Regions from separate parts of the Homo sapiens genome. Here region 2 is linked to region 1. Evidence: chromatin loops called from intact Hi-C (ENCODE). Cell type or tissue: B cell. All regions are shown on one strand. Links, peaks and the distances in the headings refer to the core of each region. The heading gives the core; the rest is flanking DNA.

Region 1 (15,408 bases), core at 3,769-11,768:
CCATCTTCTCTATGAGCTGCGGCAAGGCCTACAATCTCTCTTTTCCTCAGTCTTAAAACAGGATCAATGTTTCCCTCACACAGTTTTTGTAAGTTAAACAACATAGAATTGATGTGATACATATGTTAATAACTGTAAATTATGTTTCCTAAGTAAAAAGATTGCTGGCTTTCTCCAGCCTCTTAAGAAATTTCAGGGAAGATGTCTCTCTCTCTCTCTCTCTCTCTCTCTCTCTCTCTCTCTCTCTCTGTGTGTGTGTGTGTGTGTGTGTATGTGTATAAGCTTCAACATCATTCTTGCCACTCATATTGCATTCATCTGCAATAGGCATACATTTTAAATTCTAGAGGTAAAAGCAGATGGAGTGTTGCTGACATTTAGCAGTAGATTTGCAGAGGCATTGGAAGAATGACTCTGGAACACAATGGTTCTTTATAGTACACATATAGGATTGCTAAAGAGTATACCTAGAGGTATAAACCACAGCTTTTCCAAGAAAGAGGCCATAAAAGTTTCAAGAGGAGTAATGATTGCCCTACTCCTTGTCATGCATGGATCTGTTGTTATAGCATCAAATTGTGGTATGGACTGCAGAGTACATGCCTAGTGGAATTATTTGCTGGAAACTGAGATTTAACTCAGATTGTCAGATTGCAAATGCCAGGCAAAGAAAGGCTGGAAGAGCTGAATAAGTAGTTACTTTAATGTCACTTTGGAATAAATTCCTTCTGTGGTTCCATGGCCTCTGAGTCTCTTCTTTTTATTTTTCTTCCCGTGACACAATGTCTGGAAGAACTTACAGTGATAGCAAGTATATATAGTGTATAAAAGACCCATTTAATCCTGAAGTTAAAAGGTTCTGGGAAATAGATGGGGGTGTTAGGGGATTGGCAAGGAGAGAAATATGGCCTGAATATGAAAGATGAAGTGAAAATCTTAATTTTTATTTCTCAAAATGGCAAATGATCTAATGTGTTTCCCACATTTCTGTCTTGTCCTGTTCATTAGAAAATGTGTTTAGTCTGGTTCGTAAGACCTGAGTAATTAATCAGGGCTGAGTACAGTAAAATAATATACCTAGCTCAGGTGTCATAGTGACACTTTGCATTTGATGGGCTCCTATTACAGTTTTTACAAAGGACATTGGTATGACATTTTAGCTCTTGTCCCTTTATTTCCTTTTTTACAGATTGCAGAACAGAGGTTCGGGATCAACATCCCACACAAGTTCAGCATCCACAACTACAAAGTGCCAACATTCTGCGATCACTGTGGCTCACTGCTCTGGGGAATAATGCGACAAGGACTTCAGTGTAAAAGTGAGATGCTGAGGTGCTGGGTACCCACCTCTTCATGGGAACACTATGCCCTAAGCTTTCAGAATTCTGTGGACTCAGAATCTGTCCTAGAACTGATGGTTTTAGATATGTTGTAAATCAACATCTTAGTCATTTTAAACTTACATGTTTCTTGTCAGGCATGTAAAGAGAACTTCATCTGATGCCAACATTTTCTAATCATAGGACATTAAGTCAAATGGTATATTCAGTGATCTAGCTCGCTAGCTGACAAATACAGCCTAGACACTGTATTTTAATAGGTGTTTGGAAGAGAAAAAGATGGGATCTTAGTCAGAAATGGAAGATGGTTGAGTCAGGTGAGACACTAAAAAGAAAAAAATAAATAAAAATTTCAAAGAAATGGAAGTTAGGAGGAGGTGAGGAGGTGAGATGGCCAAATGAGAAGGTTGGGTTAAGAGTAAGAAATGGCAGAATAGATCTGATGATCTCACCAGAAATCAGCAGGAATGGAGTTGTCACAGCATAAAAAGAGCTGCCCTGGGTCTTGTGAAAGAGATTGGAGACAGGGGTAGAATGAAGGAAGATAAAGCCTTGATTGTAAGCTTGCATCTCACCAGCTGTGCCCAGTGGAGTGAGAGTTTGGAGCTTTGGCCCTAGCAAAGGCTCTGAGTGGGTGAGAGCTGATCCCTGTCCTGTTAGGAGTTAGGGAGCTGTTGGCCTTGTGCCATCTTGTATGGAAATGTAATGATCTGACTGCCGTGGGGTGCACCTGAAGCCTTTCTTATCAGACACACCCCAAGTCGCCAGTTGAGGAGAACAATGGTGAGGTAGAATTGGCATGAGTATAGCCAGACAACTTCCATTGACTGCTTGGACTTACAGAGCCTGCTTCTGTCAACAAAAAGGGGCCAGTCACTTGTCTTTAAGAAGGGCACATTCTTCTATCTCTGTAGAACACTAATAATTTTTTTCTCATAAAACCAAAACAGTAGCCAGCTCATGGATAACTTGTAGGGCGTTGGTCCAGGTGCAGCTTGATCTTAGCGTGACGGTCTCACCTGGGTATGGGTTCCCAGTGGGAAATCCCTTTCTGCCTTGCATTGTTGCTGATGCGCAGAGCCATGCATGGGGCTCATCTGCATTGTCCTCTTCCCTAGTGGCCTGAGGGTAGCACACCTGCAGCAATCCGGCTCTTGTGATTTTTGCCTTTATGGTCACTTGGTGGTTTTGAAAGGCTTCTGTAGGCTCGTGTGTCTTACACCTGTCTTCCTGAGAGGGGTGGGTTTCCCATGAAGCTTAAGTCTCAGGGCTCCTCTCTCTCAAGGGCACCTTCCAAAGCCCTCTACTTGATTTGGTGTTCTTTTTCTTAAAGAAGGCCTCCTAAATTATGTAAATTCAGGCCCCACAAAACCTGGATCTGTGTGTGCTTCCAAGATGGACTGACTCCATAAAACAGGAATGTGTTGCTTGTCGCTTCAGTTTCACCTCCCATCAGCAGGGCCCATGTCAAAAAACTGTCTCAGAATTTATTCCAGCTGATAACGCCTCAGATCCTTCATTGTCCCCAGGCAGCTTCCGGTGCCTCAGGAGCTTAGCTTTCTTTGCTCGCCTCTTCAACTGCCATTTGTACTCTGACCTTCAGAAAGTTTTAAAAGTTGCCTTTCCCCACTATGAAGCAGTTAGAACCACAGGCTGCAAATGCTGAGAACCACAGGCTCACAGGATGCCCATCTCTGTGCTGTGAGGCCTGCCCAACCACAACAATACTCAGAAAGAAAGCTGCAGATAGAGGTTTTTCTTGTAGAAACACCATTTCCATCCTGTTTGAACAGTGATCTACATGTGGCATTTAAACTGCTACCTTTTATTTCACTGTTGAGAGACAGAAAAAAATACAGTTGACATGATTCTTTGTTATTTAATTGCCTGTGAATTGCCGCTACGATAAAGGTTTTAATCTTAGATCATACTAAGGCAGCAATGCCTGTTACATGTGATTTAGATGAATGGGTTTCATCAAATCATGGTGGAAAAAATGTATTTGAAATATATTATTCTTTAGTATGCTTGCCTTTCTGCTTCTGCAGAAAACAGAAATAGATAAAATGTCAGGAACTATTACTAGTGTGAGCTTAATTTTATGAGAAAATGATACTGTTCAGCCGGTATAATTCCTCTGTTATAATCTTTTAGGCTATTAAAGTTCTCTGTTGCAGCACATGTTGAATTGGTTCCTTTCTGAACATGGATTCTGTTTTCCTTTTCCCTCTAGTATGTAAAATGAATGTGCATATTCGATGTCAAGCGAACGTGGCCCCTAACTGTGGGGTAAATGCGGTGGAACTTGCCAAGACCCTGGCAGGGATGGGTCTCCAACCCGGAAATATTTCTCCAACCTCGGTGAGACTTTGCTTTTTTTCCATGTCTCGTAATTTAGAAGTTGCTCAGATGTGATGAGCCCAAATGAGAGCATGTGGCCTCATCAAAGTTCCTAATCTTAGCAAATACAATAAACAGACTTATTGCCTTTCTTTCTTTCTTTCTCTTTCTTTCTTTCTTTTTTCTTTTCTTTCTTTCTCTTTCTTTCTTTCTTCCTTTCTTTCTTTCTCTCTTTCTCCCTTTTTTTTCTCTCTCTCTCCTCTCCTTTCCTCTCCTTTCCTTTTTCCTTCCTTCCTCCCTTCCCCTTCCCCTTCCCCTTCCCTGTCTTCATTCCTTTTTGAGATGGGGTCTTCCTCTGTCACCCAGGCTGGAGTGCAGTGGCACAATTATGGTTCTCTGCAGACTCGACTGCCTAGGCTCAAGTGATCCTCCTACCTCAGTCTCCCAAGTAGGTGGGACTGCAGGTGTGCACCACTATGTCAGGGTAATTTTTTATTTTTTTTTTTGTAGAGATGGAGTCTCACTTTGTTGCGCAGGCTGGTCTCAAACTCCTGGGCTCAAGCGATCCTCTCGCTTTGGCCTCCCAAAGTGTTGGGATTGCACAGGTGTGAGCCACTGTGTCTGGCTGAAATAGCATTTTTAATAGCAATTTGTTTCACGGATAAGATTGTATATACAGTTATATGACAAGAAATAATGAGCATGAGCAACAAGTAATAAACAGAAAGCAAAAGAAGGACTTTTTTCCTTTCTTTCCTTTTTTTTTTCTTTTTTCTTTTTTCTATTTGTTTTTTGAGACAGAGTCTCGCTTTGTCACCCAGCCTGGAGTGCAGTGATATTCGCTCACTGCAACCTCCACCTCCCAGGTTCAAGCAATTCTCCTGCCTCAGCCTCCCGAGCAGCTGGAATTACAGGTGCCCACTACCGCGCCTGGCTGATTTTTGTATTTTTAGTAAGACGGAGTTTCTCCATGTTGGCCAGGCTGGTCTCAAACTTCTGATCTCAAGTGATCTGCCCACCTTGGCTTCCCAAAGTGCTGGAATTACAGGCATGAGCTGCCACGCCCAGCCTTTCTTTTCTGTTTTAAAATCAGCTTCCTGTCACTGTGGTCTGGTGAAAGCCTAAAACCCAGGATCCTGGGTTATGCTTTTGTCTGGGGACCAGGCAGGACAGGTGACCAGTAACTATGGGCGTCAGCGTCCTCACCTCTAAAGCGGTTCAACTTGAAGATCTCAGAGGCTCTGCACAGCCCTGGAGTCCAGCAGTTCTGAAGTTTTGGTTTATGGATTGTGAATTTATCATTCACATTCAGCAGGAGACAGGAGTCTCTCCCTCTGGACTCTCAGGAGTGAGTGGAGTTGTGTCAGTTGCAGTGCACATGTTTTTGTCAGCACTCTCCCTGAATGACCTCCACCTGCTGTCATCCAGTTGAGCCTTGGCTGCTTCCCAAGCCCATGTCTTACTGTTGCCTTCCTGGTCAGCGTCTAGAGATGGGAAATAGCCATGTAAGATCTGAACGGTGTAGCTTGGTGTCCAGTTCAGGAAAATTATCGACTCAACTAATTAATCTCTGGGTGCTGAGGAAGGGAAGTGCAATTACTGTGAGATTCTTGATAATCCTGAAAATGTCAGCACCAACCACCTCATTTCCTTTTTACTGAAGGACTCCTGCCTAGTAGATCAGGGACTTTCATTGACAATTTTTTTTTTTTTTTGAGACGGAGTCTGGCTCTGTCGCCCAGGCTGGAGTGCAGTGGCACAATCTCAGCTCACTGCAAGCTCCGCCTCCCTGGTTCACGCCATTCTCCTGCCTCAGCCTTCCGAGTAGCTGGGACTATAGGCACCCGCCACCACGCCCAGCTAATTTTTTGTATTTTTTTTTTTTTTAGTAGAGATGGGGGGTTTCAACGTGTTACCCAGGATGGTCTCGATCTCCTGACCTTGTCATCCTCCCGTCTCGGCCTCCCAACGTGCTGGGATTACAGGCTTGAGCCACCGCGCCTGGCCTATTGACAATTTATTGAATTGCCACTACGATAAATGTTTTAATCCTTATATTAGATCATACTAAATCAGCAATGACTGTTACATGTGATTTAGATGAATGGGTTTCATCAAATCATGGTGAAAAAATGTATTTGAAACCTATTATGTAAAAAAATGTATTTGAAATCCGGTCTGTCTGTCTTGTGGGTAGGCGGGCAGGATGCCAATATTGTGCGGGGATTGCTAATGCATGGGACAGTTATCCCTGAAGAGCAGAGATTAAAGATATCAGCCTGAACTAGGGCTTCTGAGATACAATGGGAATAAGATAAGAATAGGAATAAAGATCATGCAGCACGATCTTTAGGAATGGACAGTGCACTTGTCATTTGAATCAAGTATCCTTAATCCATGACATCCGGTGCCTGGCTGGATGTTAGACTTTTGATCTGTTGTCTAGTGGTAGCTTATCTTATAAATGTCTCAAGGTGGGCCAGCTGCAAAAGTCACCTTGCCTTTAGGTAGCAACATCCTCAGGTACTCAGTAGGATGGAACTGGAAAGCCAACTGAGGCAGGCACACTTACCTTCCATTCATTGTGTTGAAACTAGAACTCTCATCATGCTGGTGAGAGTGTAGATTGGTCAGTCTTATTGTAGACGGTAAGTTGGCTGTGTATCAGAAGTCTTCAAAATTAGCACTTTGGCCCAAGGAATTCCATTTGCAGGAAGTTATCTTAAGAAACTGAATAATGATAATGACAATACAGCTTAAGTTTATTGAATGTGCCAGGCACCAATCTAAGTGCTTTACATGCATTTGTTCATTTAGGCCTCCTAATGACTCATGTGGCAGATGCTTTAACCTTCTCTTTGTCAGAAGAGGAAACTGAGGTAGGGAGAGGCTGGGTAGGTAACTTGCTCAGGGTCTTAGGTTAGCTTGCAGAGCTGTTATTGAATCCAGGCAGCTTGCTTGAGAGCTAGACCCTTAATTACTCTGTTTTGAAGATTTGCATGAAGTGTATTCACTCCAGTGTTATTCACTGTGGTGAAAAAGGGGAGATGCCTCATCCTTCTAATGGCAGGGGAATTAATACCTTGTGAGATATCCATGAAATGGATATTGAATAGCCGTTAGAACTCATATTCTTGAAAGAAATTTAAAGGCATGAAAAATACCCAGGACAAATTTTTGAATACAAATGTATGTTATGAAACCATAATTTGATTATGTTTTTAAAAATTAACCAAGTATAAAAACGTGTGCGTGTGTGTTATTTATACATGGATATAGATATCTTTGGCAGAGGGCTGGTGAGATTTTAGGTATTTAGATTTTTATTCTTCATGCTTTTGATCATTGTTCTAATATTCACATTGGACTTTTATTTCTCCTATATAATTTAAAATATTGATTAAAAAACGTTGCTTCATTCGTGTCCTGGTGCTGAATGATGCTTGAATCTCTGAGTAGACATGAGAACTGCTCTCTGTAAAAAGTGGACACTAGGTGGCGCTCGTGGAATGGGACCTTCCCGTGGAAAGCCACCGCAGAAGGCACCCAAGGGACCACACAAGGCATTGGTGTTTCCATGCACTTCCACTTGAGCGCTAACTGTAACTCCATGGCTTAGACGTATTTTTAATTGACCTTTTACACAAAGCAGTAAGCACAGATTCAGAAGCTGATACTGAGGGAGTTTCGAGTGGCAGAACCGATCATCTGTCAAACTGAGTTGATCTTTCCCCCACGTTATACTGGGGGTGAGACTGCTCCCAGCCAATAAGGTCTTCTTCGTGCATGGGTGCTCCATGCTTCTGCTGCAATTTCTGACTTAATGTGTTCTTACTCTTTCAGAAACTCGTTTCCAGATCGACCCTAAGACGACAGGGAAAGGAGAGCAGCAAAGAAGGAAATGGGATTGGGGTTAATTCTTCCAACCGACTTGGTATCGACAACTTTGAGTTCATCCGAGTGTTGGGGAAGGGGAGTTTTGGGAAGGTGAGTCTTGGCTTTAACTGTTTGGGTTGAAGTAAGTGTGCTCTGTGTATGGGGGGTGTGTGTGTGTGTGCACGCATGCGCACATACTCACATTTCTCATGTGCCATTCTTTCTTCCTGTTGTGTGCACACACCCTAAGACCCCCAAGAGGACTCCCTCATGCTCCCTCCTTTTGCTTTGCCATAGGTGATGCTTGCAAGAGTAAAAGAAACAGGAGACCTCTATGCTGTGAAGGTGCTGAAGAAGGACGTGATTCTGCAGGATGATGATGTGGAATGCACCATGACCGAGAAAAGGATCCTGTCTCTGGCCCGCAATCACCCCTTCCTCACTCAGTTGTTCTGCTGCTTTCAGACCCCCGTAAGTATGAATCACATTCACTGCACCAACAGCCTCTTTTCTTACAGAGCTGAGACAGTAAGATACTGGAGATTTCATAAAGTTGAGTATCAGAAATTTTGGGGGATGGGCTCCCAAGGCAGGGTCATATGGAGGTATTGGTGACTTCTGCCAACCTCTGGAGGAAAAATGGAAGCTTATGAATTCACCCCTTCCCCTTGTGCTGTCCTGGGGAAGGAGCACCGTGAGGGTTGTGTGTCCCAGGATTGAAAAGGTCATCATACATAAATCTTCTGTAGGTGAAGTGAAGGTGAATGAAAGTTACAGCAGTCTAAGAACAGAGAAAATGCCATGGGCTCATTGTCTTGATGAATTTGGCTGTGACTCTGCTCCTAAATGCTGGGCTGGTTCTGACCTGGGCACAGGAGTTTAGAAGAGGGGTCTGAGAGGACCCAGAGAGGTACCTTGATTTGGAACATCCCAGGGCATTGCTTCTGGCCTTAGCAACGACCCTTTGCCTGAAACCATGGACTGGTCTTAAGAATTGAATCTGTCTGCCCTGTAATGGCGTGCGTTTAGGAATGCTTCTGGCTGCAGTTAATGGAACACTTGACCAGCGGTGGATTAAACAATAAATAGAAAGGATGAGTTTGGTTCATTAGTACAAACTTTTTACTTGTTGTTTCACATAATGAGAAGTCTGGTGGTAACAGTGCTACGGTTGGATTTGTTGCTCAGTGACATTGGACATGTCTTTCCCTTGGGGTCCCAAGGTATTTGCTGCAGCCCTAGATGCCACACCTTGGCATGATAGCATCCAAAGCAGAAAGCATAAGGGCAGGGGCTGAAGGGCTTCATGGCCAGTCCCCTTTTCTCAGGGAGGGAAGATCTTTCCTAGACTTGGGTCAACTGCCCTGTATGTCTGTTCTCACATTGCTACAAAGAACTACCTGAGACGGGGTAATTTATGAAGAAAAAATGTTTAATTGACTCACAGTTCCACAGGCCGTACAGGAGGCATGGCTGGGGAGGCCTCAAGAAACTTACAGTCATAGCGGAAGGGTGAAGGAGAAGCAAGCAGGGTTTCACGTGACAGCAGGAGAGAGAGAGAGTGAAGGGGGAAAAGCTACACACTTTCAAACAGCCAGATCTCATGAGAGCTCACTATCATGAGAAGATCAAGGGGGGAAATCTGCCTCATGATCCAATCACCTCCCACCAGGCCCTTCCCCAACATTAGAGATTCCAATTCAACATGAGATCTGGGTGGGGACACACAGCCAAACCATATCATGCCCTTAGCAAGGGAGGCTGGAAGAGCAAATATCAGGCCAAGATAAGCTGGCAGACCATGATTGGTTCACACCAACCTTGATTCAGCCCCTGGAGCAGGGCATTCTGCTTTTATTTAGAATCAGGCTCAAAATTGGGCTTTTGGTATCAATGAAGAGGGAAAATGGCCCTGGAGAAGGCACCAAGAGGGAGGGTCTGCCACAGATGTGTCAGAATCTTGCTGTCAAAAGGCATTCTGGGAGAGTGAATTCTGGGCATGTTCCTGGCCTGTGCCACCATCAAGGAAGTAGGGGATTCCACGAGAGCGGGATAGGGGCATCTGACTGGTCAGGGAGGCTGGCAATACACCTCTAGGGAAGGTAAAGCCATGCTGGGACCAAACGAGTGAATTAGAATTAGTTAGGCAGAGAATGAAGGTGAATATGTCATACAGGGTCAACAGCACACTATGGGTCTGCTGGTGAGACAGAGCATCAGGTGTGAAGGAGGCTCAGCACACACAGCATATCGAGGTTGAACAGGGGCCTTGAGAACTGAGGCAGCCGAGGTGGGCCAGGGCCAGGCCATGAAGAGCCTTGTAGGCTGTGTTAAGGGGTTTGGGTTTAGTCCTGAGAGCAATGGAAAGTCATGGAAGAAGTGGAAGCAGAGGAATGACGTATCAGGTTGTATGTTTTAATTATGAAAATCTAATTTCTTGCGATAGGTAATATAAGTATCCTCCAAATATTCATATCCTTTCTCCGAAAGAAACAAGTATTGCTCGTTTTATTTATAGCCTTTGAGAGAATTTTCTGTACATAAAAGCATATATATACAGCACATATATGCATACATGTTTATCTTTTAAAAACACAAATAATAGTATACTTTGCCCATGATTCTGTATTTTTAAAATTTAATTAATCTATTTTTTGAGACAGGGTCTCACTTTGTCACCAGGCTGGAGTGCAGTGACGGTTATGGCTCACTGCAGCCTCAAGCTCCCAGGCTAAAGCTATCCTCCCACCTCAGCCCCCTGAGAAACTGGGACTTACAGGCACATGCCACCACACCTGGCTAATTTTTGTTATTTTTTTGTAGAGATGGGGTTTTGCCATGTTTCCCAGGCTGGTCTCAAACTCCTGGGCTAAAGCAATCCACCCACCTCAGTCACTCAAAGTTCTGGGATTACAGGCGTGAGCCACTGTACCTGGCCACTTTATTTTTTTAAGACATAATATTAATAGTATATATTGGAAATTGTTTTGTATTTCTATATACCAAGCTGCCTCATTTTTAATGGCTGCATAGTACTCCATTTTAGAACATGACATAATTAATTTAACTTTTCCTCCTCTGTTGCTATGTATTGTGTTCCTAGTCTTTTATTTCAGTCATTGTTGCAGTGAGTCCCCTTGTACTTTTGTCTTTGTGTGCTTATGCTGGTGTTTCTGTATGACACATTATTAGTAGTAGTATTGCTTGGTCAAAGGGTATATGCATTTCACATTTTGATTGAGTTCAATTGCCCCCTCCCCCATTGTGGTTAAAGATAGTGAACGTTTTATTGTCCATGTACCACACATTGTTCTAAGTGCTTTATGTCTGTTATTTAATCCTTATAGTAACCCTCTGAAATAAGTTCTGTTATTATCACCCCATTTCACAGAGGAGAAAAGTTAGGTACAAAGAAGCTTAGTTCCTAAGTGGCAGAGAGCGTTTGAAGCCAGGTGGTCTGACGGCAGAGTCCAGGCAGGCTCTTCCTATTTGCTGGGCTGCGTCTCTAAATTCACACTCCCAAAGCTTGAGTGAGAAGGTGCATTTCCCCGCCTTCCCATCATGGCATGCTCTCTGTCATTTGGATCATCTCAGAGTTAGAAAAATGGTATATTTGAAGTTCCAACTTGCATTCCTCTAACTGTGAGTGAAGCTGGGCGTTTTCATACATTTCAGGGTCACTAGTATTCAAATCTGTGTTGGGAGGGCCACATGCAGCCTGGAGAATGGGTGGAGCAGAGAAGTCTGGGAGCTTGGTGACAGGACGCACTGAAGGAGATACATGGCTTGGACTCCCACGCCACCCCAGCGTTATCAAGAGAAAAAAAAATGGGGAGGCAGCTAATGGCTTCGTGGGCCTCGGCTCCCCTGCGCGCCTCTCCCTTCCCCTCTGCTCCTCATTGGTCCTCAGTGGCTCTTGATGGCCCTGGAGCCCATGCTGCTCCTGCCCCCATCCTCTGCTTTCCCTCTGCTGGATTGGTCCTTGGTTCCCCTGGAGCTCCAGTTCTCCCTGCCCCACACTGCTCCCTGGAGTAGCCTTGAAACGACTTCCTTGGCTGGGCACTTTGCCAACGTAAAGCCCCTCCCCTGCCCTCACCCCCTTGTTGGGCTCTTTTCTTGGAATAGAGGAGTGGAGTTACAGCTTGAGGCTTGAGAGGGATAGCTGGTAGCTGATACTGGTTGCCCGCCGGGGTTTCAAGCGCCAGCCTCCTGAACACCACCATGAACACCATGAGTCAAGCCGCAGAGCCAGGTGACCTCTCAGATCTTCTTCCTAGGGCCTGAGCCAAACATCACATGGTTTCCTATGACATGAGGTTAGATCATCTTCACCAGGTGGTAACCTTTGAGTCAAGCAGTCAACTGATATTTAGTGAGCTTACCTGGTCTTGCAGCAGCAATGGTTCCAAGTTACTACTGCTGAAGCAAAGAAAGAAGTATCTCATACCTAACAGGGGAATTTGATCTGTAAAAGGAAATTCTGGTGATTATAAGCAAAGATCTCATCAACAGATCATGTTATGGTAGAGTAAAATGAGGAAGTAACCTGGAACAGATTGGGAACCCAATCAATATAGCATATGCAATCAAAATGTTCCAGGAAAATGTATAAATTCTACAGTATACCAAAATTTTAGCGGCCACATGAGATTCCCAGTGTTTAGTGGGTGAAGCCTTTACTAGCATTGAAGTCTATTTTTCCTAGTGGAAGTTTTATGTTTGACCACAAGGTGGCAGTCATTACCGCAAAGTTACTTTTATTTCTCCACCAGAGAAACCAAAGGCATGGAACTGCCATTGCGGTTTAAGATGTGTGTGTTGTAGTAGATGTCTCCAAAGCAAAGGATAAAGGGAATGTACCCCTGCTTTAGGCTAAATGATAAAGAAGTAGTGGGAACCCACTTCAAAGAAGCAAGTGAGGCTGGGCGCAGGCAGCACTTTGGGAGGCCGAGGTGGGGCAATCACTTGAGCCTAAGTGTTTGAGACCAGCCTGGCCAACGTGGTGAAACCCCGTCTACTAAAAATACAAAAAGTAGCTTGGTGTGGTGGTGCATGCCTGCAATTCCACCTACTCCAGAGGCTGAGACAGGAGGATCGCTGGAACCCGGGAGGCAGAGGTTGCAGTGAGCCAAGATCGTGCCATTGCACTCCAACCTGGGTGACAGAGCACGACTTTTTCTCAAAAAAGAAAAGAAAAAAAAGCAGCAAAGGAGATTTTCTAATGCTGAGATAGAGGTATACAATTTTAGTTTTGCTGTCGTTGTTGCCTTCTTTGAGGTTTGCAAGGTATCGGACTCCACAGTACACATAGCATTTGCTCGCTGTGCATTCGTCTGTTGGAAGTCCTTATTTACTGTTGTAAAACTATCCCCATTTACTGTTGGAAAACTAACTATAAAGAACAGAAAGTGTTACTTGCTATGAGAAGTTACAGCAGAAAGATGCTTACTTTTTAGCTGCCCAGTGTTGCAGGCCCTGGCTTCTCAAGTAAGATGCTAATCAGTGTGTAATGCTGAACTGTGACAGTCTCCCCTGGAGAATTTAGGAGTGAGAGGGGGTGTTGGAGCCACTCTACCTGCAAAGCATTTCATTGTGAGGGCCTTTGTAAAAACAGCACTCTCCTCATGCAGCCCTGTGGAATCAGTCTCTCTGAAGCCCAGAGCAGGGCAGTAACTAGCCGAGGATCCCTTAGATTGTAAGTGGCAGAGACAAAGTTCAAGTTTAGGTCAGGCTGACTCTGACTCCATATGTTGTCTTATTCCGCATTTAGTTGGTTGATTCAGCCTCGGCTTAAGCACCTCCTATCTGTCTTGGCTCCCCTCCAACCTGACAATATGGAAATGGCATTGCCCTTGGGAACAGAAAACCTGAACTGTGTTTTAGCTTTGTTTTCCACCATCTAAATGGCTTGAGTCTGTCCTAAAATTCCTTTGACCCTTAAAGTTCTTATCATTAAAATGAAAACAGGATCGCTGTGAGGGTCAAATGAGAGAATGCAGAATATTTTGTACAGTGCGAAGTGCTGTTCAAAAGTGAGTCAGTTCAACTGTGGTGATGACCCCCTCCATCCTCACACCAAAGGAAAAATGTCCCAGGGCTTCCCAATGGCCAGCCCAGACACCCACATGGAGGGGACAGCAAACATTGAGAAGGTAAGTATTTTATAGGTCCTTTTGTTCTTGGCAAAAAGGAAATAGTAAGCAAATTTCAAATATTTGATAATTTATCAAGATTGCTACAAAGGTTTATGAACCCATAGATTATTTCCCCTTTTTTTTTATAATCATATACACTGCTTACAAGTATATAAATGGGCATCCTTATCTGTTTCTGATAGCACTGCAAATCCTAATAGTTTGTGACTAATTTGATAACCTGTACTAAAACTCACAAAATGTATACTCCTGGATCTGTTTTTCTGATAATCTGGACTACAAAAATAATATAAAGAATAAAATGTTATTCATAAAGATGTTTAATTTTCAGTGCTTTGTTTATATATATTTTTTTGGTCAACATCTCTCTAATCCTCCAGCCTCTGGTAACCACTATTCTATTCTGTTTCTATGAGTTTGGCTTTATTTGATTACACATATCAGTGAGATTAAGCTGCATTTGTCTTTCTGTGACTGGCTTATTTCAAATAATACAATGTCCTCCAGGTTGATCCATGTTGCAAATGACAGGATGTCTTTCTTTTTAAAAGCTGAACAGTATTCTATTGTGTATATATTCCGTTGTTTCTTTGTCCATTCATCCACTGGTGAACACTTAGGTTGATTCCATATCTTGGCTATTGTGAGTAATGCTGCAGTGAACATGAGAGTGCAGGCATCTTTTCGACATGCTGATTTCATTTTCTTTGGATGTATATCCAGTATTGGAATTGCTGGAGCATATGGTAGTTCTATTTTAATTTTTTGAGGAGCCTCCATACCGTTTTCCAAATGAGTATACTAATTTACATTCCCACCAACAGTGTACAAGGGTTCCCTTTTCTCCACATCCTCTTCAACACCTGTTATTTTTCATCTTTTCAATAATAGCTGTTCTGACAGGTATGACATAATATCTCATTGTGGTTTTAATCTGCATATCCCCAATGATTAGTGATATTGAGCATTTTTTCTATACCTGTTGGCCATTTGTGTGTGTGGTTTTGTTTTGTTTTTTTTTTTACTTTTCATTTATTTTTACTTTAAGTTCTGGGATACATGTGCTGAACTTGCAGGTTTGTTACATAGGTGTACATGTGCCATGGTGGTCTGCTGCACCTATCAACTGGTCATCCAGGTTTTAAGCCCCGAATGCATTAGGTATTTGTCCTAATGCTCTCCTTGCCCTTGCCCTCCCACCCAACAGGCTCTGGCATGTGATGTTCCCCTCCCTGTGTTCTCATTGTTCAACTTATGAGTGAGAACATGTGGTGTTTGATTTTCTGTTCCTGTGTTAGTTTGCTGAGAATGATGGTTTCCAGCTTCATCCATGTCCCTGCAAAGGACATGAGCTCATTCTTTTTTATGGCTGCATAGTATTCCATGGTGTATATGTGCTACATTTTCTTTATCCAGTCTGTCATTGATGGGCATTTGTGTTGGTTCCAAGTCTTTGGTATTGTAAATAGTGCTGCAATAAACATACATGTGCATGTGTCTTTATAGTAGAATGATTTATTAATCCTTTGGGTATATACCCAGTAATGGGATTGCTGGGTCAAATGGTATTTCTGGTTCTAGATCCTTGAGGAGTCGCCACATGGTTTTCCACAATGGTTGAACTAATTTACATTCCCACCACCTGTTGGCCATTTGTATGTCTTCTTTTGAGAAATGTCTATTCAGGTCCATTAACC
Region 2 (15,408 bases), core at 4,716-12,715, 470 kb after region 1:
TCTAAAGGAAATAGATATCTATATGAAGTTCACTGCTGGGAAAATTGCTCCTGTGTGTTGGCGTCCAGTGTGACTATGCTTTGTCAATTGATCTTTCTATGGTCAGAAATCTCCAGACATCTGGAAATGCTGAAGAACCCATTTGAAGGTTGCTTCTACTTAGAAGACCTTTACATTAAAGCATGGATTATTAATCCTTTCCCTGCTGACATCAGTGCATCAGTGATATAGTCTTTGCCAAAGATGATCTCACGGGTTTGAGGACAAAAGAAATAGTACAACGTGAATTCAACCTACATCTTGGAGCATTCTTGTGTTCCTTGATACAGTGTTTTCTGTCTGTCAAGGTGAAAGACATACTTTGATTCTTTGCTGTTGCATGTCTTTAAGCATATTTTTTTTTCCAGGACTAGTTGCTATCAAAATGCAAAGTTGCTTAAATACTAAAGATGACTTGCATTGTATTTGAAAACCATTTTAGAATTCCAAATCAATAACTTCAACCTTCTTATTGAAATTTAGCTTTGAGCAGATTTTCTTTTGTGGAGCAAAATTTGGATTTCAGTCTTTGTTCAGGAAATATCCATTACTTTTTTTCATAAAAAATGAGTGAGAAACATAACTTTTTATAAGGCTGCTTTTATATTCTGCCTAGGTGAAGAAAATAAATTTCCATTTCACAAATGCATTGTATGTGCAGTCTTTTGTGTTTTATGTGCTCCTATTACTCCACGGAGAGCTTATATTAGATTCTGGGAGGGCTTTTTTCCCTGCGATTTATTTTTTTTATTGACGAGTAATAGTTGCAAATATTTATGGGATATATGTGATATTTTGATACATACATACTATGTATAATGATGAAATCAGGGTGATTCAGATATCTATCACCTCAAACATTTATCATTTCTTTGTGTTAAGAACCTTCCAAATCTTCTCTTCTAGCTATTTTGAAATGTGCAATATATTATTGATAACTATAGTCACCCTGCTGTGCTATCGAACAGTGGAACCTATTCCTTTTATCTAACTGTATTGGACTCATTAACCAGCCTCTCCTTATCTCCTCTCCCCTGATCCTTCCCAGCCTCTGGTGACTACCATTCTACTCTCTACCTCCATGAGATCCACTTTTTTTCTTTTGGCTCCCACATATAAGTAAGAACATGAGATATTTGTCTTTCTTTGGCTGGCTTATTTCACTTAAGACAGTGACCTCCAGTTCCATCTAGTTGTTGACAATGACAGGATTTCATTCTTTTTTTAACCAAATAGTATTTTATTGTGTATATATGACACATTTTCTTTATCCAGTCATCTGTTGATAGACACTTAGGTTGATTTTATATTTTGGCTATTATTAATAGTGCTGCAATAAACATGAGAATGCAGATATCTCTTCAACATACTGATTTGCTTTCTTTTGGATATATACCCAGCAGTGGGATTGCTGGATCATATGGTAGGTCTGTAGTTTTTTGAAGAACCTCCATAATGAGATTCTCAGATGGGTTTGTGATCCCAACAAGTGAAGATCACTGTCTTGGAGAGTCCCATCCTTGCATGGATGTCTATTGCCTTGTTTACACAGCATCTATTTTCCTCCTGGTAATTGTACCCTGTCTCTTTGGCCATACTTAGTACACAGCATGGGAGTCCTGTGACTAATCAAATCAGTGGCCTATTCATCCTCTGGGCCACAGGGATTGACTGGTTCACGGACAAGTAAATAAGCCTAGTGGTCCAATAAGAGCCAGTTCTAAGATTTTTTGGGGGGAGCATATTGAGGAAGGAAGCTATCTTCTACTAGACTTGGAGCTATGATCATAGAAGCCTAGTTACCCCTTAAGGGGAAACGTTCCCAACCAAAACATAAAGCCAGTGCAATTGAAAGCAGAGTCAGGAGGTCAAGGAGGGCAGCTTCTTGATATTGTTTGAGTTTCTGGATTTGATTACATCTGATTTTAAGTTGTGTGAAACCACTTTTTTTTTGCTTAAAGGTACTTGAGTTGGACTTTTTTTTGTCACTTGCAAATGAGAGTCAGAACAAGGCTGTTCTAATTATAAATAAACACAGCACTATAAACTATAGGTTAAGTATCCCTTATCTGAAATGTTTGGGAGCAGAGTGTTTTGGCTTTTGGCTTCTGGAATATTTGCATATATATAATGAGACATTTTGGGGATGGGACACAAGTCTAAACATGAAGTTCATTTATGTTTCATATATACCTTATACACATAATCTGAAGGTAGTCTTAAACAATATTTTAAATGCTTTCGTGCATGAAATGAAGTTTGTGTATATAGAATGATAAGAAAGCAAGGGTGTGACTACCTCAGCCATCCATGTGGTGTCCTGTCGGTATTCAAAGAGTTTTGAATTTTGGAGCACTTCAGATTTTTGAATTAGAGATGCTTGACCTGCATAAGGAATCATAAGGTATGGAACTTTTAGTTTTAGTAACCAAAGCTTTGGCAGGAAGGCATTTTCAAATTGATGTATGTTGCTGGCCACTATTAACATTATCAATGAAGGTCAAGTTTGTTGTTCTGTTTTAAACAACTTTTGTCTCATTATCCAGTGTCCTGATTAGAAGGACCCAGAGATCTAAGTAATTAATCATATGGGCGGAAATATGGCATTCTGGAACCAAAGCATCCCCCCAGAGCATCCATGGGGCTAGGAGCCATAAACTGTAGCATGGCTGACCTAAAGCCAACAGGTGGTGATGGCTGCAAACACCTGGAAGAAAAGAGGGGAAATACAGAAGATGGGGGATAAAGGAACAATAAAGCCAAATGTCCAGTGATGAGGGGACTGAGGGAATAAATGATGGTATATTCTTATGTTGAAAATACCTAGTAGCCTGTAAGAATTATATTTTAAATGTTTATATTCATGGAAAGATTCATAATATATTGCCTGGCAAGAAAAGCATGATGTTTTATAAGAGTATGATTCCACTTTTAAAAATAAAATACATGAATATGTATAAATATTAATATAACATTCTCAAAGATAGCTCTGAAAATACAAAAAAAAAGTTATCTCTGGGGGGTGGGGTGATGAATCATGGTTGATTTACCTTCTTTTTCTTGTTTGTGTTCTGATTTTTCTACAATGAATATGAATTACTTGTGTGGAAAAACAGAAGCAGAAGGTACCTCCTGAGAGAGAAAATTATTAGTGTTGCAAGCATGTAGGCAAGGCATTTCTAGGTGCCAGGGAAATGTAGAGGAGAGAATCAGGAGCTAGAAAAACATTTTTATAACTTTTGGAAATAATATAAGACTAAACCCAACATATGGGGAGGATTCTTAGAAGAGACAGGTCCTGGGGTGCAGTCTTAAAAGTTCCTGACTCTTTTTTAACCTGCCTTTGGCAGTAGCTTCCAATTCAATTCATTAGGTAGTTGTTTCTCCAACAGGGATATATTTTAACTTTGCTGCAATACATGTGTTCCATTATTAGACCTGATAAAAATGTGATAGAAATACGTTGCTAGGCACAAGAGCAGGTAAACAGTAGCCACTGTTCCCTACCCTGTCCCATTTTCCTAAGACAGATCATCATCTGTCCTCTGCATGAACGCAACAGCCTCCTAGTTGGGTTTTCTGCTTCTAGTGTTTTACCTCTTAAGGACATTGTGCTAATTTCTTATTGCTGATGTAACAAATTACCACAAACTTAGTGGTGCAAAGGTACACAAATTTATTATCATGCAGTTTGTGGTTCAAAAGTTCGAGACTCATCTCACTGGGATAAATCAAGATGTCAGCAGAATGGCACTTATTTCTGGAGGCTCTAGGAGAGAATCAGTTTTCTTGCCATTTCTGGCTTCTAGAGGCTGCCCACCTTCCTTGGCTCATGGCCTCTTCCTCCATCTTCAAAGTCAGCAGTAGTGGGTTGAGTTCTCATGCTGCCATTTCTCTGGTCCTTCTTATCTGATTCCCTCTGCCAGTTTTAAGAACCCTTGTGATTCCATTGGACCCATCTGGATAATTCAGTATAATTTCCCTATTTTAAGGTCATCTGATTAGCAACCTTAATTCCATCTGCACTCTTCCCCTTTGCCATGTAACCTCTCATATCCATGGGTTCCAGGGATTAGGACATAGACATATGAAGAAAAAGGGCATTATTTTGCTTCCCATAGGCATCATCCAGATAGCTGCTAGAAAAAGCTATCTGATATGCACACTTGGCCAGAACTCTGTCGTGGTGAAAACCTCCTCAAACCTCTGAGATGATTTAGTCATCTCAAATCCTTGATACACATTTTATCACACTCTGTTTTTCTTATATCTCAGTTTTCATCTCCCCACTGCCTCTCAATTTATGCTCAGAAAGTATTGAACTGCTGGAGATTTCTGCATGCTCCAGGCCCCCCGACATACACACATTGCTGTTTCACACGCCTGTGCCTTTGCTGATGCTGGTCCTTTGGCCTCTTATTCATCTGGTTACCATGCACCTGTTTTTCCTCCTACCTTGTTGGTTGCTTCCTCCTACCCTTTTATTTTCCTTTGCTGTTTCCCTTCTTGACCTGAATTCTAAGTGTTTCCACTGTTAAGAACTTGGTTTTTTAAAATTTATTTTACTTTAAGTCTTGGGATACATGTGCAAAACATGCAGGTTTGTTAATAGGTATACATGTGCCATGGTGGCTTGCTGCACCTCACCTATCAAGCTGTCATCTAGGTTTTAAGACCCACATGCATTAGGTATTTGTCCTAATGCTCTCCCTCCCCTTGTCCCCCACCCTCCAACAGGCCCCGGTGTGTGATGAAGAACTTGGTTTTAACCTTTCTTTCTGTCCTCTCTCTCTTCTTAGATGATCTCATCCATTTCCATGACTACAACCACTCAATGATTCCCAAATTTATATCTCTAGGTCCAGGCCTGTCTCTAGAAACATTTACTGGGGTGTCCCGTCGGCACTGTAGACATTTGAGACAATGCCATTTCAACGCAGACTTCCTCCTGATTTCTCTCACTCCCAAATTGTTGAGTTCATTCATTTGTTGAATGAATATTTATTATTCTATTCAGCCATACAAATAGTTGACTTATTGATTATTTACTGGATGTGTCAGACTCTCGTTTAAGCTTTAATCTTTATAACACCGTCGTGAATTAGATACTATTCTTGTTTCCATTTTACAGGTGAGGAAATTGAGGCCCAGAAAGTTTAAGAAGTAGCATGCCTAAATTAAAGAGCAGTAAGTGGTAGAACCAGGATGTGACCCTTTACAGTCTGACTCCAGATGCTCATAACTACTAGGTTAAGCAACTAAAGAGCCTCAGCCTTCAGTAAACTCTCCTCAGACCTCCAGGCTGTTGGAGGAAACCCTTCCCTGTGTCCCCCAGTCCTCTGTGCTCACTTCCAGCTTGGTAGTTTACATGTACTGATTAAACTTAGATTTGTCTCTTGCCTCCCTTTGGAGAATATGCACTGACTTCTTCATCTTTGTTCCCTCAGCATCTAGCACAGAACCTGGCACAGTAAGCCTTGAAAAACAGAGCTTGACTGAATAAATGCTCCTGTTTTGCTTAATTATTGTCATAAAACTCATGTTCCTGCAGCAGTGGGTTCTTTTAGAACCTTCCCCTCCTGCCCGGGGTGTCACTTTGCCTCTTGAATCAGGTCTAACTCCATTGTTCCTTATTGCAAAGGCCATGAGCCACTTCCTCAACCTGACAGCACCTGAAATTATCCTGCCAGGAGCCTTCTGTTACTAATCATAAGCAAGGGGACCACTTTCCCAGTCTCAGTCTCTGTAGCAGGAAACTTCAGTGTTTCTGTTACATTCATAACCTTAGCTCTGGAGGCAGTGTTGATGTTTAATTTCATGTCTGCCCTATCTATGTATTCATTCTCAGTTCTTTCCTTAGAGGTCTATATTCCATATTGACTGGTGTCACCTGGGGTTGTGAGCTTCTGCTCTGAGCCCTGGTAGCTTTGTTGACTTAGAGTAAAGGGCTCAGGAGCCACAGAAGAACCATTTTGTTTGGCCTCTTCTGTTTCAACATTGTCTAACTCAAGCCAGCTACACTGCTAGTTGTCATTAGTCACATGGAGAACCCAGCAAGAGAGAGTGGACAGGTAGCAGGCTGTCACCTATGGGGCAAACACCTCAAAGCACATGCCCTATTGGAAGTGGGATGAAAGAGCCAGTAATAGTGCAGTGATTAAGAGACAGGACTTGGCAGCAGACAGACCTGGTTTCAAGTCTTAGCTTCAATAAAATACTAGCTGTTTTACCCCAAGCAAGTACTTCTATGAGCTTTTTCCCTGGCTTTAAAGTGGGCCCAGGGTTCTTATGTCTAAAATGAGAGTATCTGGCACATATTTAATTGTCAATGCTACAGTCTCAAAAGAAAGAGCACACTTAGGGCTCAACTTAGTGCCTTGTGTAAAGAGAAAAGAAATGCTTTATAAGCAGCGTGGTGATTCCTCAAAGAGCTAGACACAGAGCTACCATTCCACCTAGCAATCCTATTACTGGGTATATACCCAAAGAAATAGAAATCATTCTACCATAAAGTCACATGCATGTGTCTGTTCATTGCAGCACTATTCGCAATAGTAAAGACATGGAATCAACCTAAATGCCCATCAATGGCAGATTGGATAAAGAAAATGTGGTCCATATACATCATGGAATACTACGCAGCCATAAAAAGAATGAGATCATGTCCTTTTCAGGAACATGGATGGAGCTGGAGTCCATTATCCTTAGCAAATTAACTCAGGAACAGAAAACCAAATACTGCATCTTCTCACTTATAAGTGGGAGCTAAATAATGAGAACTCATGGACACAAACAGGGAAACAACAGGTACTGGAGCCCACTTGAGGGTAGAGAGTAGGAGGAGGGAAAAGATCAGGAAAAATAACTATTGGGTACTAGGCTTAGTACTTGAGTGATGAAATAATCTATACAACAAACCCCTGTGACTTGCATTTACTTACCTTGAATTTACAAACTTGTACATGTGCCCCTGAACCTAAAATTAAAGTAAAAAAAAATGGTTTATAAATTTGCATGGGTAGCAATGAAACTAGTGTTACAAAGAAGTGGACTATTTGTAGGCCAGGCGTGGTAGCTCACGCCTGTAATCCCACCACTTTGGGAGGCCAAGGCAGGCCGATCACAAGGTCAGGAGTTCGAGACAAGCCTGGCCAACATGGTGAAACCCTGTCTCCACTACAAATACAAAAAATTATCTGGGTGTAGTGGCAGGTGCCTGTAATCCCAGCTGCTCAGGAGGCTGAGGCAGGACAATCGCTTGAACCCGGGAGGCAGAGGTTGCAGTGAGACGAGATCACGCCATTGCACTCCAGCCTGGTCAACAGGGCAAGACTCTGTCTCAAAAAAAAAAAAAAAAAAATGAAGTGGACCTATTTGTATACTATTCTTTCTGCTCATTATGGCAGGCTGGAAGAGAATGGCTCTTATAAATATTATGTAGAAAATTATTAGGGCAACAAAAGAATATTCCAATTATTTGGGCTACAAATTATGGAACTATGGCACCAAACTCATTCATAAGAAGTAGATCAATACAACTTAACAACTCTCTCTCTCTACCTTTTTTAGCAGAATTATTCATCACTTTCTTATTATGTAAAATGGCAATGATGAAGACTACTTAATATAAATAGTGTATAGATTAAATAAATTCACTGTATCAGTTAGGACTAAATTCAGCCATGTGGCTTGACTTGCATTGTTCTTGGTGATAAATTGTATTGATTTCTACTGCTTGGTTTATTACAGAATCAAGCAACCATTCCAGGAACCCCAAACCTCTCTTCCCCAAATCTCTTATTTCCTGACCTCACCACTAGATGACAATCCCTTCCTGTGTTTTGGCCAGTGAGCGAGCGGAAACATTTCAAGCTGTTTGTTTTACAGTTGTTTCCAAATAGGCGCCCTAGTAATATCTGGAGAGAAACTTTATTTATAGCCTCTAAACATCCTACTGAAGTTATTGGGACGTAGTACAGTGAAATGTCTGTGCCAGACAAATGGAAATGAATTTTGAGTTTAGGGGTTTGACTGTTACAACTTAATTATCTAGTATTTGGTTTTTTAAAAAAAAGTTCTTGAAAATCATGCTGTCATGTCTTTATAAAGATTCAAAACCAACATATTATTAGCAGGAATTTGACCTCCCTTCAAAACCATGTTGACAAAAATGATTATAAGACTACATTCTTCATTAAGATCACAATTAATGTATTTTGTGACTGCTGTCAGTCTTTTTTGTTTGCAGAAATGAATAGTTTCCCTTAAAAGGTAAATCTCAGGCGAAGTTAATACAAAGTGCTATACATGAAAGATTACTATCTATGCTGAATCAGGATGAAAGGAAAGGGATATGGAGACACTGAAATTATTTTGACATTAAAGTTGAAGTGGTGAGTCTTGCATAGTAGACAGTCCCTTTAAATGACTGTTTTTGATGAACTTGGTTACTCCCAGCACTGTGCTAGGGGGCATGGAGAGATACAAAAGGTGGGGTTAAATTGGGTGAAGTTTATTTATTGAGATTATTAAACCAAATCACCCCAGAGCCCCTAATGGTTGGCAGGTCTCTGAGATTATTTGAGGGTATATGAGACCTTGGAGCCAAGATAATCCCTGGGTGTCAGCACATTAGGATATGTAAGGTTTAGAGTTGTCTTTCAGATGAAATTGTTAAGCAAGGCTTGGAAACTTCATTGCAGTTTAACCAGAGAGTAGAAGTGTTTGTAGCAGCAGCAGCAATTTAGGATGTAAACAACTAGTGTGTTATGAATTCAGAACGAGGGTGTATTTCCTTTTCATTATTAAATCAATTACCTGAATGAAATCTTGGTTCGAGTACCTACCCCTCAAAATTCTGTATAAAAACCTTTGATGACAATCTAGTTAGTGCTATCGGCTACATATTGCACCAACTTGTGCTTCTTTTTTTCTCATACTACCATGTTTTTCTTTCCCTGTATGAAACCCTCTTGCTTATGAGAGACCTAGCAGAAATATTCCTCAGTTTCTTATTATGTAAAATGGCAATGATGAACAGTACCTAATACAAATAGTGTATGGATTAAATAAATTTGCTGTATCAGTTAGGATTAAATTCAGCCACAAGTGACAGACAACCCCAAATTATGGTGCCTTTAACCATTAGTTTATTTCTCTATCATGTAAGCAAAGTTCACAGGCACTTTAGTTTTGGGTGATTGTGTTAGCTTCTTGATCCTTAGGGACCCAGGCTGCTTCTGTCTCATTGCTTCACCATCTTTAACACATCTCAAAGTTGCCTATAAAACGTACACTTGCATCTCATTTGCCAATCCTTAGTTATATGGTTTCATCCAGTTGTTAGAGGTGCTGGGAAGCGCCCTCTTGATTTGGCACAGCCATTGGCATAGCTAAATGCTGGTTGTTCTATTCCTAAGGAAGAAGGACAGAATAAACACTGGGGGGCAGTCTCTGGCACGGTAACCTAGCATAGATTCTGACGGTAAGATGCTCTTCGATTGCTTTTTCAATTCTCTTCCTTCCCTCTTTCCCTCCTTTCAGCTATTTACACCTGGGATGGGTCTTTATGCTGAGGTTGGAAAGTGTTAAGCCTGAAAAGAGAGCTTTTTGGCAGTAAGAAAGGAATTCCTGTGGCCAGTTTTAGTTAATTTGTGACTGTAGAGGAAAATCTTGGCATAGATTAGTATCAAATCATGTGTTGTGCAAAGAGTGTCCAACGTGGACACAAAATGGTGTATTAGCATTTGCTTTTAAGTAGCTAATTATATTCTTAGCATTAAAATGTAGAAAACAAATACTTTTCAAGATTACTTCAGAAACTAGCATTGCTTAGTCTCATTGTAATTAATGTACAAAAAAGGGGGTTTCTTCTCTAAGATTTTTAGAAATGCATACACAGTTTTCCTTGTACAGAGAACATGTGTTCTCTTATGAAAATTTCCTGGTTAGGCTTTATTTTGACCATCTTTCACGTTTTGGCCTTATTTTCTTCTAACATCTTATGATGCAATGATTATGTTCCTCTCCCTTTTCACCTAAATTGAATAAATCAGAATCTCTTACCTTGAAGGTGAGAGAGAATTCCTGGAAGAATTATCTGAAAGCTGTGTGTGGGGCCTACACACAACTGGTGGTATTTTTCCCTCAAGGAAAAGGTGGAGATTTCACAAGAATGTAAAAGCCAAAGGAAAACTTGGAAAATCTAAGACCAGGGTCATGGTTCAGATTGTGTAAGACCACTGTGTAAACTCTGTGAAGGCAGAGACTTCTTCTGCCTTAAACCTGGCTGTATGTCTGGATTATGCTTGGTACATGACATGCTGTCAATAACAATATATGGTCTAAATGAATAAATGGTCACCAGGAATGGTGAGTGCTATGACTTAGCAGCATATGTGTGGGAGATATCGGGGTTTCATAGACTGAGAACTCAATAGAAGTCAAGTTGTGACTTCCAAAAAAATCTAGACATTAGATGCTAGAAGGAATTTGCTTTCTTAGGGCTAAAAATAAGGTTTACTCAGCCCAAATTAATGCAAAGAGTCAAAGAGTATGTGTTCTGTCTGGTTGAAACTCATGGGAAACACAGTGTTTAGTTTTTATTGCCACCCCTATGAAGGACATAGACAGACATATGAATATAGTTTAGTCTGGATTCTTGCATCTTCTCTGCAACACCCTTAGCTAGTGAGAGTTCAGTCTCTGTATGGGGAATGAGTGATGGGGGAACTCACTTCAAGGCATGCTCCTTCATTTTCTAGAACATTCTGCTTCTGTGCTTTGGGAAGAAACTCATATGACCAGGAGAATAAGAGTGTAAAAATCATGTTTAATTAAGGTCAGTTGGAAGGACAGCACCTTGGACTCTTTAAAGAGCTATAATGTGAAAGAGATACTGCTTTTCTGTATTGGTCTCGTGGGAGAATTGGACTGAGGCAGTGGCCAGATATTACCTCTGAAGTGGAAATTCTTAACTTGGACTTTGAGGAACTCAAAGGGCTTTTTAGGTGAATTTTAAGGGGACATGAATACATTCTATGAATATATTTACACAATTTCGTTTGTGTGGCCCCTCCCCCTCACCCCCCACCCTGCCAGTAGAGGGTTCAGGGCTTTCAGTTTCAGAGGGTGTCCTTAGCTCCAGAGATAAAAACTACTATTGTGGGGTCTTCTGTAACTCTGAGTTTCTATGCTTTTTAAAAACATGTACAAAAATAAAATACTAGTTTTCTTTTTTACTTAGGTGAAATAGACTAATTAGTAATCCTGTAACAAAGACTCAGCTGTAATTATAGGACTCCTCCTGTATGAAACAGGAAAATTAAAAATCTGTTACAACTCAGCAACAGTGGTCCTTCATCCCACATAACTTCACTTTTTTAGTGTTCACAGAGTAACAGCCCAGCTATTGCCTCTGGCTTCACAGTTTTACCTATGCAAAAGCAGTGATTTTTAGCTTCTGTGACCCTCTTGGTTTTAAATTCCAGGAAGCATGACTTCATCTCAGCCTGAGGCTCTATAAAGCTATTCAGTGAAAAAATGAGTGATGAATACTTGGGAAGTAATCTATTTTTATTCCAGGTTACGATATTCACAGGAGACTAGGCATTTTGTCTTCATCAGCATCCCAGCTGTGATCCTGCACTGGCTATTTATTGTAGGAGCTTTAGGCACAAATAAGAGAAAGCACTTTTTTTATTAACCAAAATATTTATGGCCAGAGTCTGAGTTTAGTCAGGGCAGCAAATTACATCTGTTCCCTAAAGGGAATAATTACTTACAGTTTGACAGCAAATGAATAATAATTTGCAGCAAATTTATCAGGATGATAATTTTTTTTCCATAAAGACAGAACTAATAATGCCATTGAACAGGTGGTTATGTGTTTTTTAAAAAATGATTAAATTATTAAGGCAGAAGGTTGTAATAGCTATCATGGTGAGTCAGACCAGTTTCTCTACCTCCTCGTTAGCAAACATTCCTTTGGTGAGTCTCACACTCAAGTAAGCAGCTGGCTTTCCTTTACCCCTGCTAGGTGGGAACTGCAGTTTTGCACAGTTGGGGTACGTATTATTAACTCCAAGGAGAGCAAGAAGTCATTATGACTTAGAGTTAGAAAAAAGTTAATAACCTAGTGTCAGAAGGGGAGGTGGAGGTGCTTTTCCAGGAAGTACTAGGTAGCCTCAATTGAATCAACTTTCTCAAGGAAATATCATGCCTGGTTTAACTTGCTTTGCAGTCGTGAAAGTTCCAGAGAGCTGGGTAAGTTGGTTGTTCTGAACAGTCCTCAGGCTAACTTTGATATTCTGAGGGAAGGGGCTAGTTTACTTTGAAAATAGTACAAGAACTGTAATAGGTGTAAGTTTGATATTTAACCTATTTGTTTTCTCTTAAATTGAGACTTCTGTTGTTGCATGTTCAAACCCCTTATGGATCTGTATCATACGAGTTCACCTGAGTGTTATAGAAAATGGAGGGGTTGAAAGGCGGAGCTAGACAGAGGCTAGAGGTGGGAAGGTGGGGAAGGGATGTTGACTGGAGCTGCAGTGGAATTGATTTGCTTTGTCCTCCTAAGAGATAGGAATGGACATCAGGGGCACTTACTTAAAGAAAGTAGGTGCTAGAAATCTGTTTGCTGAGGAACAATTGGCAGGAAAAAAGGACATAACTGAAATTTTGCTCTCTTGTTCTTGTTTTCAGCTTTTAACATAGTCTTGACCTTGGCATATATGTCTTTGAGCTAAGTGAGCTTATGTAAAGCTTCCTTTTTGTGTGTCTGAATACCTAGTCCAGAGAGGGTGTGTAGAAGGATTAGTGATCTCTAGTCATCAGAAATCCCATGGCAACATGATCAGGCATTTACCTGATAATTTTATACCTAGGTGAGAAGCCCAGTCTTCTGGGATTGGCAGAAACAGACAGTGGCAATTACATTTTGTTCTCATTTACAGAGCTTGCTTCTTTGCTATTAGAGGGGCTTAAGTCTGTAGATATCGGCTACTCTTCTGTTCATAAGCACACCGGAGGTGTCTGGTTATTTTTTAAATAACCTGGGTTAAGAACTGAGCATTACTTCCTTTTGAGGCTAGGGCATAACACACAGCTTGTTCTCAGGAACACGATAATGAGGATAAGTACATAAATATGGATAAAAGCACGTCCCAAAGCACCATCTCCTGCAGGAAGAAAGGTGATTTAGTAGGCACAAGCCTGACACTTCTTGTGTGCATAGTCATTAGTGACAACCTGTGTGCAGGGGAAAATTCACTTTGTACCATGGAGCAAGAACATTGCTAAATATCTATGAAAAATCCTCATGCTAAACACATTTCTGGTGGTTCACCTCTTCAGCACTGGCTTAGTTCAGTTTTTCTCTCCATTTTGAGGCCCAAAGGAAGAGTGATCCGGGGATTACTAGTAAAGACAGTTCAGGCTGTTTTGATGTAGTCAGTTCATCTAGCTATGCTCAGTGCATCTCTGTAACAGCTGGTGGAGCAGCTTCTGTGAAATTTGTTGGTCAAGGCTGCTCACTAACCCCTCAGGTTTGGCCGACTAGAAAAACCCTGTTGGAGTCGCTGGAGGTTTGAGTTGTTTAAATTTTATGAAATACAATTCTAGGTGTTTATAAAGTTTCACACAGAGAGATGGACAGGAACAGAGAAAAGTGTTTATGTTGTTTGTAGGGGAGGATGCGTACAAGTCAGGTGAAGAGGAGAGATTCACAAAAAGATGTGCAAGGGATATTAACCTGGCGGTCGTGCCTAGCAACACCCCGCTGCCTCTTTCTGGATTTTAAATGTTTCAGGGAAGAATACTTGTTTAAGCAGTAGTTGGGCAAAACCAAAATTGATAAAACTTTTTTCTTTTGCCTTTGATCCGTGAATTTACAGTGAAGGCATGTCTGAAATATCTTAGATGTTTGTTTCTACTGCATTGCTGGAGCATTGATGTCTCTGGAGAATGTGTTGTGGGAAGCTGAGTTTGGGTAATCAAATTGGTTTTCTTATTTTTCTCTACGCATGTTTCTAAAAGGGTAATATCATAGCAAAGGAGTTTCAAAATTTGTTATCAGGGTGATTGAAAACTTTTGATGGCTTAAATATGGTTTTAAATGTTGCTCAATTGCCTTTTTTTAAAACTGAAAGAGTGGGCAAGACCGCTGAAATAGAGTGTAGCCTTTGCATAATCACATAGTTCACTAGGTCAATTTGTATATAAGGCAGTTACATGGTGTGCTTAGGTCACAGAAGTACTTTAAAACTATGGAAACATAAGGCACTTTTCCCTATGGCTTTAATTGAGCAAGGAAGGGGCCAGCTTGCTTAATCCACCTTGAGAATAATCCTTCCTGACCCATGTGGTGCTCACATCTTATCTAGGGCTTCTAAACCTGTGGATGCTGAGTACAAGATGCTTATATTCATAAAGGCAGGCTTTTCTGTTCTTTCCATGTGATTCATACTAGAGCAGATGGCTTGATCTGCTCCTATCTCTCACTTCATCCATGAGTTTTATGCCGCTGTCTCCTATTTCTTTTTCTCCAGCCAGTCCTCCCTCCAGACCACCTGTTCACAGAGCCGTGTGTACCCAGACATCCCATGAGCACCTCTGGTTCTGCATGTGTATCACATTATCTCCCTCTCTCACCTGGTCCTTTGCATGTGTTCCCGGTCTCTGTGAGGGGTCACAGCTGTCACCTGGCAGCTAGGCTGCAAGTCACTTTCCATATCTGACCACCACCAAATCCTAGAAGTTTCAACCTTAACATCTGTTGGAACTGCCTTCTCCACCCCTTCCCTTTGGCCATTGCCATCCTTCTGGCTCTCATCTGGATCACTGTAATAATTTTTAAATGGTTCTAGTAGGCCGAATAGTGCCCCACATCCCCTCAAGATGTTCACATCCTAATCCCCAGGACCCATGAATATGTTAGGTTACATGACAATGGGTAATTAAACTTGCTAATCAACTGGCCTTTAAATAGGGAAAGCATGCTGGGTTGTCCAGGTGGGACCAATATAATTACGAGTCTATGCAAGTGGAAGAGGGAAGCAGACGAAGAGGTCAGAGTAATGTGATATAAGAAGAACTCCACTAGCTGTTGCTGCTGGGTTTGAACATAGAGAAAGGGACCATGAGCCAAGGAATTTGAGCCACTTGTAGAGGCAGGAAAAGATAAGAAAATGGATTCTCTTTTAGTGCTTCTGGAATGGAATGCCGCCCTCCTCACACCTTGCTCTTAGCCTGGTGAGACCCATTTTGGACTTCTGACCTACAGAACTGTAAGATAATAAATGTGTACTCTTTTAAGCTACTAAGTTTGTGATAATTTGCTACAGCAGCAATAGAAAACATACTTGTCTTCCT

Evidence for each region. A loop is a pair of places that touch in the nucleus more often than their neighbours do. Peaks named below come from ENCODE experiments on the same cell type or tissue, not always from the same donor. Only the 100,000 strongest peaks of a DNase experiment are listed, where the experiment ranks them.
Region 2: a loop joins it to region 1, with 26 times the contacts of the local background. A loop is called at or near these places in 2 of 110 quality-filtered maps.

Annotation. Positions count from the first base shown.
Region 1 is chr14:61,449,653-61,465,060 of GRCh38, forward strand. It overlaps PRKCH (protein kinase C eta), which reads left to right. Exons shown (of 14, transcript NM_006255.5): 6 at 1,190-1,319; 7 at 3,574-3,701; 8 at 7,524-7,667; 9 at 7,854-8,027. Among named protein-coding and RNA genes, the nearest start is that of PRKCH-AS2, 88 kb to the right of the region's middle. RefSeq lists enhancers at 5,112-5,281, 7,786-7,955, 8,249-8,418, 8,280-8,449 and a silencer at 11,699-11,993. In B cell, for the core only: a CTCF peak has its summit at 7,191 (motif pointing right); a DNase peak (open chromatin) is centred at 7,199.
Region 2 is chr14:61,915,669-61,931,076 of GRCh38, forward strand. The region is part of intron 1 of SYT16 (synaptotagmin 16); the gene reads left to right. Among named protein-coding and RNA genes, the nearest start is that of SYT16, 110 kb to the left of the region's middle. RefSeq lists an enhancer at 14,544-15,396. In B cell, for the core only: CTCF peaks have their summits at 9,476 (motif pointing right) and 9,675; a DNase peak (open chromatin) is centred at 9,493.